2 separate regions of the Homo sapiens genome follow, and region 1 is linked to region 2. Evidence: chromatin loops called from intact Hi-C (ENCODE). Cell type or tissue: heart right ventricle. All regions are shown on one strand.

What was found. Hi-C counts contacts between places; a loop is a spot of excess contacts. Peaks named below come from ENCODE experiments on the same cell type or tissue, not always from the same donor. Only the 100,000 strongest peaks of a DNase experiment are listed, where the experiment ranks them.
Region 1: it touches region 2 in a loop (8-fold over the local background); 106 of 110 quality-filtered maps call a loop at or near these places.

What each region holds. Positions count from the first base shown.
Region 1 is chr3:168,047,204-168,055,203 of GRCh38, forward strand. GOLIM4 (golgi integral membrane protein 4) reads right to left here. Exons shown (of 16, transcript NM_014498.5): 2 at 1,088-1,162. Among named protein-coding and RNA genes, the nearest start is that of GOLIM4, 45 kb to the right of the region's middle. In heart right ventricle, CTCF peaks have their summits at 195 (motif pointing right) and 6,121; no DNase peak of the experiment used is centred here; H3K4me3 peaks cover 1,934 bases; H3K27ac peaks cover 5,711 bases.
Region 2 is chr3:168,162,491-168,170,490 of GRCh38, forward strand. No RefSeq gene overlaps it. Among named protein-coding and RNA genes, the nearest start is that of GOLIM4, 71 kb to the left of the region's middle. In heart right ventricle, a CTCF peak has its summit at 3,365 (motif pointing left); a DNase peak (open chromatin) is centred at 3,344; H3K4me3 peaks cover 389 bases; H3K27ac peaks cover 290 bases.

The DNA.
Region 1 (8,000 bases), 120 kb before region 2:
CTGTAAATCTTGCATCCACAAAATCCAAATTATAGCCAATTGATTAAAAGTGCTTTTAGAATATCTCTGATTAACTCTCCTTGAAATTTAGGAGGGAAAAAATGGAGCACATCTGAAGACAAAGGTGATTTATTGCTATCCACTAGATGGCACACTAAAATCATTCAGTTCCTGAAAACAGAAATCAAGCCAGCCAAGCCATCTTTAATGCTTTGAAAACCTTATTATCCACTAGATGGCTCTATAAAATCACTCTGCATTTGAAGGCAAGGAGACTCCAAATCTTATCAAAGCATTTAATGATGCTGAACTTCTATTCTTCACACAGGCTCAATCCAAGGGTCAGTAAAACATCCTAACCAATACTGCCCCTCCTCTGCTATCCTCTTCCTTCCTACCAAGGTAGGCAGACAGAACACGTAATTTAAATTTCAAGATTTATCATAAAACATGAATAAATAAATATCAGAATGCAGATAACTTCAAATCATCAGCTGTATAAGGCCTGTGTTTTATGGAAAAATTCTGATAAAAATTGACAGCATTGCCCAGTGGCTGTCCTAAATGTAAACTTTCAAACTGAATCAACTGATGTGTCAATAAAAACTTTCACAAGGTAAAAACAGGTGCATAACTTAAAATATAATGGACAATGGGATCAATTCATTACGGTATAAATATATATGTATGTGTATAAAATTTGTCATATTCTGGACAATGCATCCTGTTACTTCCCCCCCAACCCCAGCCCCCTCAATATCTGTGGACAGAAGTTCCAGGTGTAAGTAATATACCCGTTTAATATGCAGATGAAAAATTATATGTTATTCCTGAAATAATAAGTGTAACCAATATATGAGCTATCACAAGGTGGCATAAACTGAATACAGTATTCTAAATCCAATCTTGTATAGGGATTATTGCACAATGCATAATATATTACTTGACATGTCTTTCTCTGTCCACCTATCTGACTTTGGGTTGATTTGAGAACGATCTTAGCCAAAAAAAAATTGTAAACCAAGTATATGATACGTCAAAGAAGAGTACTGGAAAAACACAGAACACAAATTATGTATTTACTTACCTTCCTTTGCTTTTTTATGTTCAAGTCTTTCTTTTTGCAAGGATTTCTCTAATCTTGATCTGTGTTCATATACAACTGGAAAAAAAGTTAACATTTTTGTCTTCAAAGAATTAGAAATTTAAAACTAAAATTAACATCAATTTTTAAAACAGGAAGAAAACAGTGTAGAGTCTTTACACAATTTAAATAAAAACATATGTGTTTTAAGTTCCCCTTTCCAGGTAAAGAACAGACATACTAATAGGCATTATTCTGGGCTGGCTCCCATCCAGCCTGCCCTTTTCTAAAGCCAGTACTCTGAATGATGCTTCCACCTTCTTTGCCAGCTCCATTTCCTTCTAGGCCTCTTAAATGCAAGTGTCTTTTTGAGATCTTTTTCCTCCTGTCTTCCTGGGCAACCTTGCTCAATCTCCTGACTTTTAACCATCATCTGCAAAGCAGTTACCCCCACATCTACACTTCCACCTCTGGCTTCTCTCTGACTCTAGAAGGGTATTTTCTCCTAAATATTCCATAAGTACTACAAAGTCAACATGATCTGCATCTGAATTAAGGCTGCCTGGATCCATAAGGAGACCTCAGCAGCATACCACTGGAATGAAAGAGGAGGTGTATCTCCTCCCTCCTCCCACGTCAAGGAAAACAGACTAGAGAAGCACAGAAATAGAGAAGGAAGGGACTCTCCAAAGAATTTATAAAAGGGTCCACAAAAGAACTAGTCAGGTTCACCATCAGCCACAGCCAGAAGAAACCAGCGGCAAACCGATGTTCGGTTCTGTAAGACCTTTCTGCCCTTTATCCTCCCTCCCCACCCAGTCTACTCTGAAGAATCCAGAGTCGCCTGGTGAGCAGGGGAGGAAGAGCAGACATGTCTGGCAGACAACAAGGGAGAAGAGGCATACCACAACACTCCTTCCCACTGCAGGCTCCACACCTACAGCAAGCAGAAGCTGGACAGGAGGGAGAAGCCTTACCTTTGAATTAACTGTCCTGGACTAGACCAGACATAACAATTAATGAACCAAGACTGTGTGTTTATGAATACAAGTTTTGAACTATTTTTTGCTTTTAATCTGAGAGAAGTTAGTGAAGCAAACAAGTTTGTCTAAGATTTCATCCAGGAACAGAAAACTCAGCTCCACAAAATGGTTTGAATAGGCACCGAGGGAGAGAACAGAGTAAATTAAAATTCTGATCTACCCTTTGAATCCTGTTTGTTCAGCATTATGGTCAAATATGATCTCATTCTTGGCAGGCTAAGCCAAACGTGTTACTCCATTCTTTGGCCAGTCACAAGCTCCCCGTGACTACATACAATTTAAGCATCAATCACTGGTTGACCATATACAATTCACAGAACAGCCCCAACACTACTGGCTGCTGCCAAAGTCATCAGGGTCCCAGAAAACTCCCTTTCCCCATCCCTGCAGCAATCCCTTGCTGCTTAAGGGATTCCCTGCCTCTCTTCTTGCCCTTTCTCCATTGTTATGATGGCCAACAACCACCATTGTCCTCTTTTCAGGTTGGCCATCATCTCCTGCGTTCTATAGCTTCTCCCCACACTGTGTCTTTTCTTGTCATCCCATATAAAACTTCCATTCTCAGGACTCCATCTACTATCACGATAGACCCTACCTCTATTCACACCTCTGCTAACATCTCCGTCTCTAACTCCTAGAATGCCTGTGACCACTCAAATTTGTATGGTGTGGTCCTCTGATGACATGCATACCCCAATCTCAACTTTTCCCTCATCCGTAGGCAGTCATTGCAATAATCCCTGCCCCATCCCCTTCCTCTACCAGGGTTCCTTTTCCATTCACCAGATGATCCTTTCCCCCTGCATTATTATTATAAAGGAATTCAATATAACTCTATATCTATGGCATCTCTACCATGTACCTGGACAGAAGTGTAAAACTGGGATAAAAATAGTTGTGTTCCAAAAAGTTTGGTTCCAAGTCCACTGCTAAAAAGTAATTTTTTTTCAAACATATACATGTATGGAGTGTAAGCCCCTTGGACAATTACTAAAATCCTTTCAAAACTAAGAGGTTCCTTGGATTACTACTAATAGCCCCATCTTAAATTAAGTTTGGAATAAAGAAAGGAAAGTGTAAGATTAGCCCTATAGAACATCACGAAGCCAGGCCCTGAACTGTGCACTCACAGTCTTTGAGAATTTCACTGAGGTGGGGGAAACATATAGGGAAAGAGCTAAATTACAATACTATCATGATAAAACAGAGGCAAGAATAGGATGCTCAGGAACACGTAAGCTCCCCAGCTGGAAGGAAAAACACTCCCTTCACCGCCAATCCACTGGCCAAAGTTCTCACCGTCTGGGTAGAAAGTTATAAGGGCATAAATATGCCAGTTAAAAGTGAATCTGATTGCACTAATGGACATATTATAGACTGAATTTCAGCAATCATGCAAAACTTTCAAAGAAAGGAACAGGTGAACTATCCAAGATCCTACAGCAGCAAAGTCCCCAGTATAGGCGGAAACAATTCTAACCTAGCAACACCTATAATAATAATAATAATAATAATAATAATAATAATAATAATAATAATAAAACCTAGCAGCATAGTCAAGAAAAACATACAAGGCAGACTGTTCATCACCCACCCCAGTCACCTCAGACTAAATATTAAACATTATTGTAGAAGGTCAAGGATAGAGGGGAAAAAAGCTGAATTTACAAATTACAATCTGGTGGAATTGCTGTTTACTTAATACAATGCAGCAGCAATCAGGGTAAACTCACTTTTGCAAACTTAATATTGTGTGGTACCAGATAATCAGGTCATAATTATCTTTGGCTTAGGAAGGACAGAACTCATCAGCATGATTTCATCTTCAGTAAGAGAATGGAGGCTCTGCTAGATGAAACCAAGTAGAGAGGGAGTGTGGGGGATATGGGTGAAGAGTGCTGGGTGCAGGATGGTATTCCATTCTTTATTCTCTTCCCTTGGATTCAGTCAGGAAGATAATACCCTGACAGCTGGCCCAAAGTACCCATTTATCAAACTGAATCATACAACTGTCTTTGACAGTTCCACACTAAATGGAAATTTACATATTTGACATATTAACAGCAGTGTGTCTCAAGAGCCAGGAGATCATAGGACACAGTTATAAACTTTCATAAATAACCTGAATAAATCCCATAAAATGTCCACAGAAAGGCAAGCGTGTTTGCGAATTATTGTTAAAATTCAAAGGTCTTAGAAAAGCTGAGAAATACTCATGATTACATGCATGGCATCATAATAGCAAACTGTTAACGCAAGAAGAATGTATTTTTGCAAATACAGGAGAAAAAAGATGTGGCAAACAGGAATAGAGTATATATATGTAGAAACTATGAGGTAATTGTGCTATTAATACTATCTTACTCAGAACTGGACAAGCCGTCGTTATAACAGCAGCTTCTAATCCTGATGTAATGTAACTTAAGAATTCAGAAATGGTTTGAAGGCTGGAGAATATCACCGAGGAGGAGGAGGGTGAAAGAATGGAGCAGCGGTGACGGATGGAGACATGGAGAAGGGTTGTTCTTCACCAGGCTCAAGAAAAGAATAAAGGAAAACAAACTGAAAAAGGCTCAAACTATAGGCTGAAGAAACCACATCAGGTAAAGGGAAGTCAGAGTGAAAACTGGCCCTTCGAACTGAAAAATCTAGAAAGAAGAGGAGGAGAGGGAGAGAGGCAGGTGCTAATATAAGGGCTGAAGACACAGCCTTGATGCCTGGGTTAAAATCCCAGCTTCATTTCTCATGAGGTGAGCTGCTGAACTTCTGTGAACTTCAGTTTCCTTGTACGGTTTGTGGGGATAATAATAGATGTATCTCTTTGGCTGAATGTCAGAGTTAAATGAGTTCATATATATCAAGTGCTTAGAATACTGCCTGGCACAGAGTAAACACTATTAAAATGCTTAAATAGCTTAAAAGTGCCAGAGAAAAAAATCAGGCGATCTCCCCTGAGCCCTTCCAACCCTACAGTTAAAGTCTAATAACAAAGTAATCATATGTATGTGTATATGCATATATGTGCATATATATATATATACACATACACACACTCTCTCACACACACACTCTCTCTCACACACACAGATGTATACACACACATATATCTGACTTAAAAAGGCAATGACATTGGTCTCAGTTTTCTTTTACTTAAAAAATTTCTTTAAATAAAAGAAAAAGCAAATAATAATTCCATATGTTATTTAAACCCTTAAGTTTTTGAAAATAAAAACGGAAAGACAGTAGAACAGACCATATAGAATTTCTGTGCTTGTACCTCTTTTAGAAAACTTCACTATTAAGCACATACACACACATACGCACTACCTTTCTTTCTTTTACCATGCATTCTCCAGGCTTTTGAGCTGTGATTTATCTAGCTAGGTTTACTGTTTCACTTAGAATGAGGATAGCTAATCAATCCTTGTCACCTATCTCTATTTTTCTATTTATACTCTGAAGTCAAGGGCATCAGTCAAGATGAACTAATGCTGCTAAAATCTCTGCAACAAAAAGCTATATATTGAATATTCTCATAGCACCAAACAAGTTTAAGGAAAAATAAGTATGAAAATAATGGTTCAATCTCAGCAGTCAAGATCTTTAATGCAGAATAACACTGCAACAGGAATAGGATTTGAATCCAAGAACTCAGGAGAAAAAGATGAAAATCCATAATACTCATCTCATCTCCTGCTTACTTAAAAGGGGTTTAATATTTTCCATGCAACCAGGAATGGAAAGAGGTTCTATTCCCCCCAAAAGCACTCAGGAGTTTAAAAACGTGCCAGCTTCCTACAGCAATTTTCCATTTTAACTCTGACTTCCATTTGAAAGTCACACGAGAAATCAGCTGTATACATTCACTTATGGGCAAAATGCATATCTATGCAATTTCAAGGCAAACTGCTCCAATTCATAATCAGAAAGCAACACTCCAAAATTAGGCAGAAAACACTGCTAAGTGTTTTGACATCTTAAACCAAGAGAGGGCAATGTTTCTTTGGCAGAAGAAATAGCCTGTGAAATTTTGTTTTTGGTCCCGACTATAACATAATGTTTTATTTTTAAAAAACAAACAACAAACAACAGAAGCTTGGTATGAAAGTCACACAATTCAACTTGTGAAAACATTGAGATTTGCAAGTACCTCTATCTTCTTATATATAAAACAAAAATTAAAATGAACAAAGTATGCTTTTGATAATTGTGATTGAAGAATGTTTAAGCTTAATACTAAGAAAGATGACACAAAAAGGAGAATAAATTGAAATTAATATACGTCTCAGACTTCAATACTTTTGAGGGTTTCTTTGGGGCTAATGTCATAGAAATTAAGAGCCTTTATGTGACAGTTTTTGGTTGTAATTCTAAATCACCAGAGGTGGGGTGGAAGCCAGCCACCTGCCCATCCCATTCCTCCATAAAAGAACAAGTTGATGGGTCAACACAAAGTCAACATCATGCATTCTTTCAATTACTTTTCCTTCCTTCTTCCATAATTTTACCTTACAAGAAGTCTAAGACAGAATACTGGAGATCTCCTAGAAAACAACCCCCATAAAAGAAAGAAATAAAAAGAAAAAGGAGGTGGACCACTATTACCATTTTAAGGCTGACACAGGACTCTCCCTCCAGTGCCCAGAAGTAGGGAAGGACATCGCTAGGGCACAGACTTTGGTTCCTCCTCTCGTTTCCTTCAAAAACGTCTCCTCAGAGTTCTGCATCCATCTTCAAAATTTAACTACAACCTCTCACAGATGACTCCCAAACCATGAAACCCAGATTTTACTTCTCACTCAATTCCAGTTTCATTCCTTCAATAAAATTCAATCTTTTGAGTCTGCTTCATAATTTATGGCTGAATTTAATTTTTAATAAGCCCTTTCCCACACATTCAAGGCCCAGGCCTGGGGGGGCAAAACCTCCCAGTGGCTTCTCACCACATCGGGAGTGAAACCCCACAAGGCCCTCACAGGGCCTTACCCCATCGTTCATCCTGCCCGACCCCAGCAGCCTCTCTGTTAGGCTTGAACATGCCAGGCACACTTTCCCCTCAGCCCCTCCTACTGCCTTTCCTTGAGCCTCACTGCTCTTGCTCCAGGTATCTGAGCAACTAGCTCCCTTACTTCCTTCAGATCCTCACTAGAAAGATGCGTTCACACCCAGAACATCCTGTCTAAAATTGCAACTAGCTTTCTGCCCTCAATACTTCGTCTCCTTTCCTACATTATTTTTCTCTTTAGTGCTGATCATCATGCTTTGTTTTTACTTATTAATTAAACATAATTTATTAATTATAAAATAATAATTTTTATTACTGTTATAAATAAGTAAAATAATAATTTTTACTTATTAATTCCCTGTCTATCACAAAAGAACAGAACCTCGATTGAGGGCGAGAATTTCTGAATTACTTTATCTCATTATCGTATCCCTGTGATATGCTTTGGCTGTGTCCCCACCCAAATCTCATCTTGAATTCTCACATGTGGTGGGAGGGACCCAGTGGGAGATAATTTAATCATGGGGCAGGTTTTTCCTGTACTGTTCTCATGAGAGTGAATAAGTCTCATGAGATCTGATGGTTTTAAAAAGGGGAGTTTCCCTGCGCAAATTCTCTTCTTTTGTCTGCTGCCATGTGAGACGTAACTTTCACCTTCCGCCATGATTGTAAGGCCTCCCAAGCCATGTGGAACTGTAAGTCCAATAAACTGCTTTCTTTTGTAAATTGCCCAGTCTGGAGTATGTTTTTTTCAGCAGCATGAAAACAAACTAACACAGTAAATTGGTACCAGTAGAGTGGGGTGCTGCTGAAAAGATACCCAAAAATGTAGAAATGACTTTGGAACTGGGTAACAAGCAGAGGCTGT
Region 2 (8,000 bases):
GGGAGGATAACATGGTTTCTTGTTTTTGTCCAGAGGGAGGGTGACAATGAGAGAAAGTGTAAATGAAAGACTATTCTTTCAACCTTATTAGGACATCCTCCTAGAGTGGACCATCCTGATTTGCTTAGGAGTGAGAGATTTCTTGGGATGTGGGACGTTCAGCACTAAAACCAAGAAAGTCCTGGGCAAACCCAGATGGTTGGTCACCCAAGCAACTATACCTAGACCAGTAATCATTACCAGGAAAACACCTGAACTAGTTGGCTTAAACCAAGATTCCTGGCAAAGGGATGGGTACTTGCGATTGGTTTGGACACATGTTTCTAGTCTGTCTGTATCAGAGGCAACTGGGGGCAGATTCCCGGACCTCCAGATCTATGGATTCAGACTCTCTGGGCATGAAGATTGGAAATCAATTGTTATCAAGCAGTACAGATGGTAGTCCTACATACTTGTGCTTGGAGAAACACTGATTTAGACCTCAGCTCTGAAGCTGGGGTCAACACCCAAAATGGCATGACTAATACACAGTTGGGCAGGGCTAAGAAGGATATTAGAGAATCACACACCTGTACTCAGCTATTTTATTTCCCTGGTTTTATAGTCAAGTCATCCTGCCTCTCAGAAGGGAAGGAAACTGTTCTTAGATAAACAAACCATTTTGCATCCTAGTAATGCCCAGTGGTACTTGACTTCTCTTACTAAGTACTCATAAACCATGTCTGAGGTTCGCTCTTACTTTTTCGTCCTGGAATCAGCATCAAACTCACAACCAGTAAGTTTGTAGAAGTCATGATGTTCTTTAAAACAATTTTTTTTGAAAGTTAGAGCAGTATTTCATTGTGTTCAGTCTTTGAAGAAGCAGTATAGATATTTGAGTTTAAGAAATTGAACTCTGGTCAGGCAAACTAGGTGACGAATCTCAGCCCCTAATTTGCATATAGTGATTTTGCATATATTTGGTAACTTCTTAAAACATATCATCTGCAAAATAGAATAATGATAGAACTTACCTCATTGGACTGCTGAAAGAATTAAATGAAATAATGTTTATAAAGTTTTTAGCACAGTGCTTGTCTCATTAAATAATCAGTAAATTTTGATAATCAATATTCTGCCTCTTCATTCATTCATTGTTTGAGATATTCTGAGCACTGAGTCCCAGGGCTAGGGAGAATGCCTGGCACTAAAGAATGCAAAGATAAGGAGTAGTCCCTGCTGTTAGAAAGCTAACAGTACTGGCATTAAACTATAATGCCATTATAGTAGATTTACATATAATATACCAGGAGGAAGGAATGATTAATTTGGGGGATGATCTGGGTCCTGAAAAATAAGCAGAAGTTTTGTAGATTTCTAGATAAATATGGGAGAAGAGGGAGACAGAAGGATATTCCAGAGAAAGGGTGCAACATGAGCGTTAATAAAGGCATAGGGACACACAAGGGTAGGGCCCCTTTGTGGATGTAAGTAGTTTTGACGGGTGGAATGCAGGGTTCAGGTCAGTAGCAGTGGTGGATGATAGAGAAGTACTCAGGGGCTGACTCGGGGTTTTCTGGAAGAGTGTGGACTTTTATTCTAGAGATAGAATAGAGTTTTAAGCAGAGGAATTAGATGCCTGATCACATTTGTGTTCTGGAAAGACCAATCTGGGGACCATGAGGTGATGACTTGGAGGGTGGTGAGGCGATTAAATTTGTTAAGATCCTGAAGCAATTCAAGTGAGAGCTGATTAGGTCTTAAACCAAGAGAGGGATACAGGTTGCACAACCCTAATCTGAAAACCCAAAATCTGAAATGCTCCAAAATTTGAAATGTTTTGAGTGCCAATATGACACAAGTGAAACATTTTACACTTGATCTCATGTAACAGGTTGTGGTCAAAATGCAGGTGCACCACATACAGCTGTGATATATCCTTTCCACCGTGCCCTGAGTACCCCCCACAACAAGTCCACAGAGGGTAATAAAATGTCACATGTGAAGGCCCAATGTGCCAAAGGCAGGTTCTCCATAAAGCCCCACAATTAATAAAAATATTGTATGAAATTACTTTCAGGTTATGTGTATAAGGTGTATACAAAATGCAGGTGAATTTCATGTTTAGACTTGAATTCCATCCCCAAGGTATTCCATCATGTATATGCAAACATTCCAAAATCTGAAAAAATCCCAAATTTTAAACACGTCTAGTCCCAAGCATTTTGAATAAGTGATACTCAACCTGCATTAGGAATACAGCAGAAAGGATAGAGACAAGAGATACAAATGACAGGACTGGGTGATGGATTCGGTTTGGGGTGAGGAAAAAGGAAGATTTTGGGGGAATTCCCAGGTTTCTGTCCTGAGTGGATGGTGATATCATTGTTTCAGATAAGGGACCTACAGGGGGTGGTGGTGAAATCAGGCTTTGGACCTCTTGAATCTGGGTTTTCTGGGAGACATCCAGATGGAAATTTATAGCAAGTCACTGGGTCCACAAAGCCACACCTGAGGAGTGAGTGAGGCCAGAGCCTCCTGAAGAGATAGGCTGGGAAATCAGCAGGAAAAAGCCTTCCAGTATTGGGATTGGCGCGTGACAAAAACTGCCCGAGATGATGCCTCAGCAGAGTGTGTACACTAGAATGAGGACTAGAAACCCCAGAAAAAACAAAATTCCACAAAGCTCATTGAGGTGATTCAGTGGTGTCCTCTACATGTTTTCTCAGGTCTCAGGTCAGAATGAAACACGTTTAAACTTTTTTTTTACTCCCTCCTTTACAGTAGTTTTTACTAATTTTTCTAGTCCCTTCACTATTCACTTTCAAGTAACTGAGATTTTCTGTAAATTTTGTTTTTGAGAGGGTGAGTATATGACAATGTTCTAATTTTTAAATTACATCTTGAGAAGCTTGTTTTCTAAGTAAGTTTTTCTAGTTGTTTTCTTATGTTCAGGCAATTAGAAATTTTTAAAAATAAATTAAAAAGGAGTAATACTTCTCATAGTTAAACAGGGGTGGGGAACATGGAGGAGAGACAGACCTGAGAAATGTTTGCAGAGGGGAGAAAAATCCTGCACAGGCTATGTCCAAAGAACATTTTTAAGAGAGGGAAAGGGACGTGTTTACTGTGGTTGCTCTGGTATTTAAATGAACTGCAGCAATTCTTCCGTCTTTCTTCCCCAGCAGTTACAGAGGCAGCCTGGGAAAGATTAGAGACAAAAATCCCAGTTTCACATATGAAGAAATCAAAAAGATTCCAATAAAATTGTCTGAAAGACCTCTGCCAACTACAAACTAGAATCCATGGGTCACTGGGGAAAATCATCCTGTAACGACACAGGAAGTAAAGAACTCCAGCTAATGGTCGCCACCTAGTGGGAAACGACAGGATTTTAGGACTTGGAGATGGCCTAAAATAATTATTAGGAGTTTTGTTCATTCTTTCAATAAACATTCTTTGAGAGCATCCTATGTATCAGACACATTAATAAATACTGGGAAATATTTAGTAATTGTTTGTAGTTGGGTTTATGAACTCAGACCTCCATTTCATTTGGTGGCAAAAACTCAATCTCAGTCACTTTAGTACCTCTTTTCCCCCTGACCTGGGTAGGTCTGAGTTACAGGGTTTAGTTGTGGTGAGGAATCTGCAGAAGGAAGGGTTCATCTAGCCCTCTGCGTTATTGTCTTCAGCTGAGATTTTTTTCTTCTTTGAACATTGGCCCCCACAGGTCACTGCTGAATCAGCTCTTGTTTCTAAGCAAAGGGTTCTTTTGAGTCTGCCTCTCTCTTAGATATTTCCAATACCTTCTCAAACATTCTGCTGTTTTTGTATGGCTGTATACTGCCCCATCTGCTTAGACACACTGAACATCCATTTTTATGTTAGAGTCTTGATGCTTCCCTTGGCTTCATCTAGGAACTGGGTCACAGTTCTCTGACCTCGAATTCTCGAGATCTGTTTTGGGCTTCTTTTGCCCCATTTTCTACAGGCACAAAAGAGCTTATGTTCAGATAGCCCCATGTAGCTAGATAATAGGCTGTATGCTGGATAGCAAAGGTAGATGAAGCCAATAAGGTAAGCTGAGGACAGATAGCTGAAGATGTTTTATGTTATGCTAAAGTGTTTTGTATGTATTCATTGCAATGAGAAGGTAATTGCAATGGTTCAGGTAAGGGATAAAATGATATTAACTTGAGCATCAGAGAAGAATTATAAATTTAAAAGACAAATGGGCAGTAGAATTATCTATATTTAGAAACCCCAACCTCCCCAGCTCAAATGGCACCTCTGTGTAAATTAGTCATAAGCAGTTCCTACAGGAGAGACAATCCATGGGTATATAGCTTGGGGAGTAGAGTGTGGTGTGGATTTTATCCCACCCTTTGGCTGAGTGCCTTGGTGCCGTGAACAATCTGCCCAACCAAATGTGGTGACCCTAAATGTAGAAATGGAGAGTGGGAGGAATGATTAAGTCAGTGTCCTTAAAAGTATGTCTGGAAATAGATTTCTATTCACCAGCTTCTTTCCCTTAGGTATTTTAGAGAATGACTATGTAGGGTGAAAAGACACAGTCTGATGAGCCATGTGAGTTTCTTACTTCATTTTTTAACCTCATTAGAATTATGATACCGTCAGCAAAGATAAAAGGTTTAAGAAAGTACCTATCCCAGATAATTCTCAAGAAAAAAATCTTAAAGTTTCTAAAAAGGTTTTATTGGGAAAGTCTAAAAAATTGTCACAGCAAAGAAGAAACTAAAAAGACATAACTGGTAAATGTAATGTGATATACTGCATAGGACCCATGTACAGGGAAAGATGGTAAGTAAAAAATAAAGAACTCTGAAAAAACAATGGACTCTTAGTTAATAATAATGTATCAATATTGGTTCATCAATTGTAACAAGTGTACCATACTAATGTAAGCTGTTAATAACAGAAGAAACTGGGTGGTGGGGATATGAAAACTATCTGTACGATTATCTCAGTTCTTCTGTAAATATACAATTTTGAAAGAATTGTCTATCTTAAAAAAAGAAATAGAGGGAAGATAAATAAATATGGAAAAAAGAAAAAATTTCCTTGGTTTAGAATAACCAGATTTTACCTTGAACATTAAACAGATGAATTCACTCTAGTAGGCATTATGGGGCATATTAGGCGTGCAGCCTCACTGGGGAGATGTGCCATACACATGTGCACGAATGGATCACAAACGAGTAGTGTACATTAAATACCAAATGAGTGCAGCACAGCAGAGAATCTTGGAATTTACAAGACCAGGAAGTATCGTTGGTGGAAAGAAGAAGGATTGATTAGTGGAAGGGGAAGAGCTCAGCAATGTTCTGAGTTTTGTAAATATTTTCTCACATTCTGTGACTTGCTTTTCCATATTTTGCACAATTACCTTCTCTCTTAAACCTATGAAAAGGTGGCTGGGCGCGGTGGCTCATGTCTGTAGTCCCAGAACTTTGGGAGTCCAAGGCCGGTGGAGCACTCTAGGCTAGGCGTTGAAAGTTAGCCTGGCCAACATAGCGAAACTCTGTCTCTACTAAAAATACAAGAAATTATCCGGGTGTGGTGGCGCGCGCCTGTAAGCCCAGCTACTCGGGAGGCTGAGGCTGGAGAGTCTCTTGAACCCGGGACGCGGAGGTTGCAGTGAGCTGAGATCGTGCCACTGCACTCCAGCCTGGGCGACACAGCGAGACTCCATCTGAAACAACAACAACAACAACAACAACAAAAACTTATGAAAAGATGAATTTATTCCAAAAATTTTAAAAGCTCATCTTTTTTTCTCTTTAAAAAAACTTGTGCTCATTAGTGTGTGTGTGTATTTAGTTCTATAACATTATAATACATGTGGAGATTCAGGTAGCCTCAGGTATCCCCCACCAGAGTCAAGATACAGAGCACTTTCATCACCACTAGGATTCCTAGTATTGCGCTTTTATAACCACCTACATTTGACTCCCTCTGTCTGACACCTAACACATGAAAACCACTTAAAATTTGTCATTTAAAAATGGCATATAGATAGAATTATATAATATGTAGTCTTTTGAGATGAACTCAGCATAATTATCTAAACATTATCTAACTACAGTTCCTTCCCTTTTATTGATGAGTAGTATTCTGTGATATATGTACCACAGTTCGTTTAACCATTCACCCATTGAAGGACACCTGGGTTGCTTCCAGTTTTTGGCTGTTAGGAATATAGCTGCTGTGAACATTCATACAAATATTGTACAGGTTTTTGTATGAACATAAGTTTTTATTTCTCTGGAATAAATGCCCTAGAGTGCAATTTCTGTAATTATATGTTTAGTTTTATAAGAAACAGCCAAATTACCTTTCAGAATGGTTGCACCATTTTATATTCCCACCCGCAATGCATGAGTGATAACGGTTTCTCTGCATTCTTGCTGCATTTAGTGTTGTCACTATGTTGTATTTTAGCCATTCTCATAGACGTGTAGTGATATTGCACTGTGGTTTGTGGTTTTAATGTTTAGTTTCCTGATGGCTAATGATGTTGAACATCTTTTCATGTTTGTATTTGTCATCTGTATATTGTCTTTAGTAAATGTCTGATCATGTCATTTGTTCATTTCTAATTGGATTAGTGGTTTACCATTGAGTTATATATATATATATACACACATACACATATATGTATATATATGTATTATATATACACACACATATATATGTATATATATGTATATATATACACACACATATACATATATACACACACACACATATATGAGATACTAGCCCTTTCTAGCCTATATGATTTGCAGATGCTTTTTTCTTGCGTTGTAGATTGTCTTTTCATTCTCTTCACATAGTTTTTTTCCAGAGCAAAAATTTTAAATTTTCTTGAAGTCCAACTTACGGATTTTTCCTTTTGGGATTCATTCCTTTGTTGTCAAGTTTAAGAACTCTTTGCTAGTGCTAGATCCCAAAGATTTTCTTCTGTTTATTTTGTAAAACATAGTTTCTATTATATTAACGTACGTAATATATTTTTAAATTATAGTTTTATGTTTTACATTTAAATCGATGCACCATTGTGAGTTAGTTTTTATATGAGCTGTGAGACTGTTTGAGATTGACTTTTTCCCCTATGGATGTTCAGTTGCTCAAGCACTATTTGGTGAAAAGGCTATGCTTTCAAGATTTAATTGCTTCTGCCCCTTTGTCAAAAATCAGTTAGTTAATCATATATGTATGGGTACATTTCTGGATTCTCATATAGCATTTTATTGATCTATGTGTCTTTTCCTCCACCAATATTGCATTGTATTGAGTACTATAGTTATATGGTATACCTTAATATTTGATAGTATGATTCTTCTTATTTTATTCTTTGTCAAGATTGTGTTATCAATTCTAAGGTTGTGCCTTTTCATATAAATTTTAAAATAAGCTTTTATCAGTCTTTTATAAGCTTTTAGTGTAGAGACCGAATGGTCCTACCTGGACTACCTTCTGTAAATGTGCTAGGATTTTGACAGAAATTTCATTAAATCTATAGACAAATTTGAGAAGGGACTTCTATACTATACTGTATTGAATCGTCAAAGTCATGAAAACAGTGTTCTTCTATTTATTTAATTCTTTGATTTCTTTCATCAGTATTTTGTAATTTTTTAGTATATAGACTATGTGCATGTTTTAAGTACATATCTATACATATTAGGCTGTTTTTGCATTGCTGTAAAGAAATACCTGAGACTAGATAATTTGTAGACAAATGAGGTTTAATTGGCTCATGGTGCTGCAGGCTGTACGGGAAACATGGCTTCTGGTGAGGCCTCAGGAAGCTTTTACTAATGGAAGAAGACAAAGTGGGAACTCACATATCACATGTGGAAAACCAGAGCATGGTGGGGTAGGGGAGGTGCCACACTCTTAAATAACCAGATTTCCTGTGAACTCAGAGTGAGTTCACAAAGGCAGTGACCCAAGCTATTCATGAGGGATTCAACCCGATGATTCAAATACCC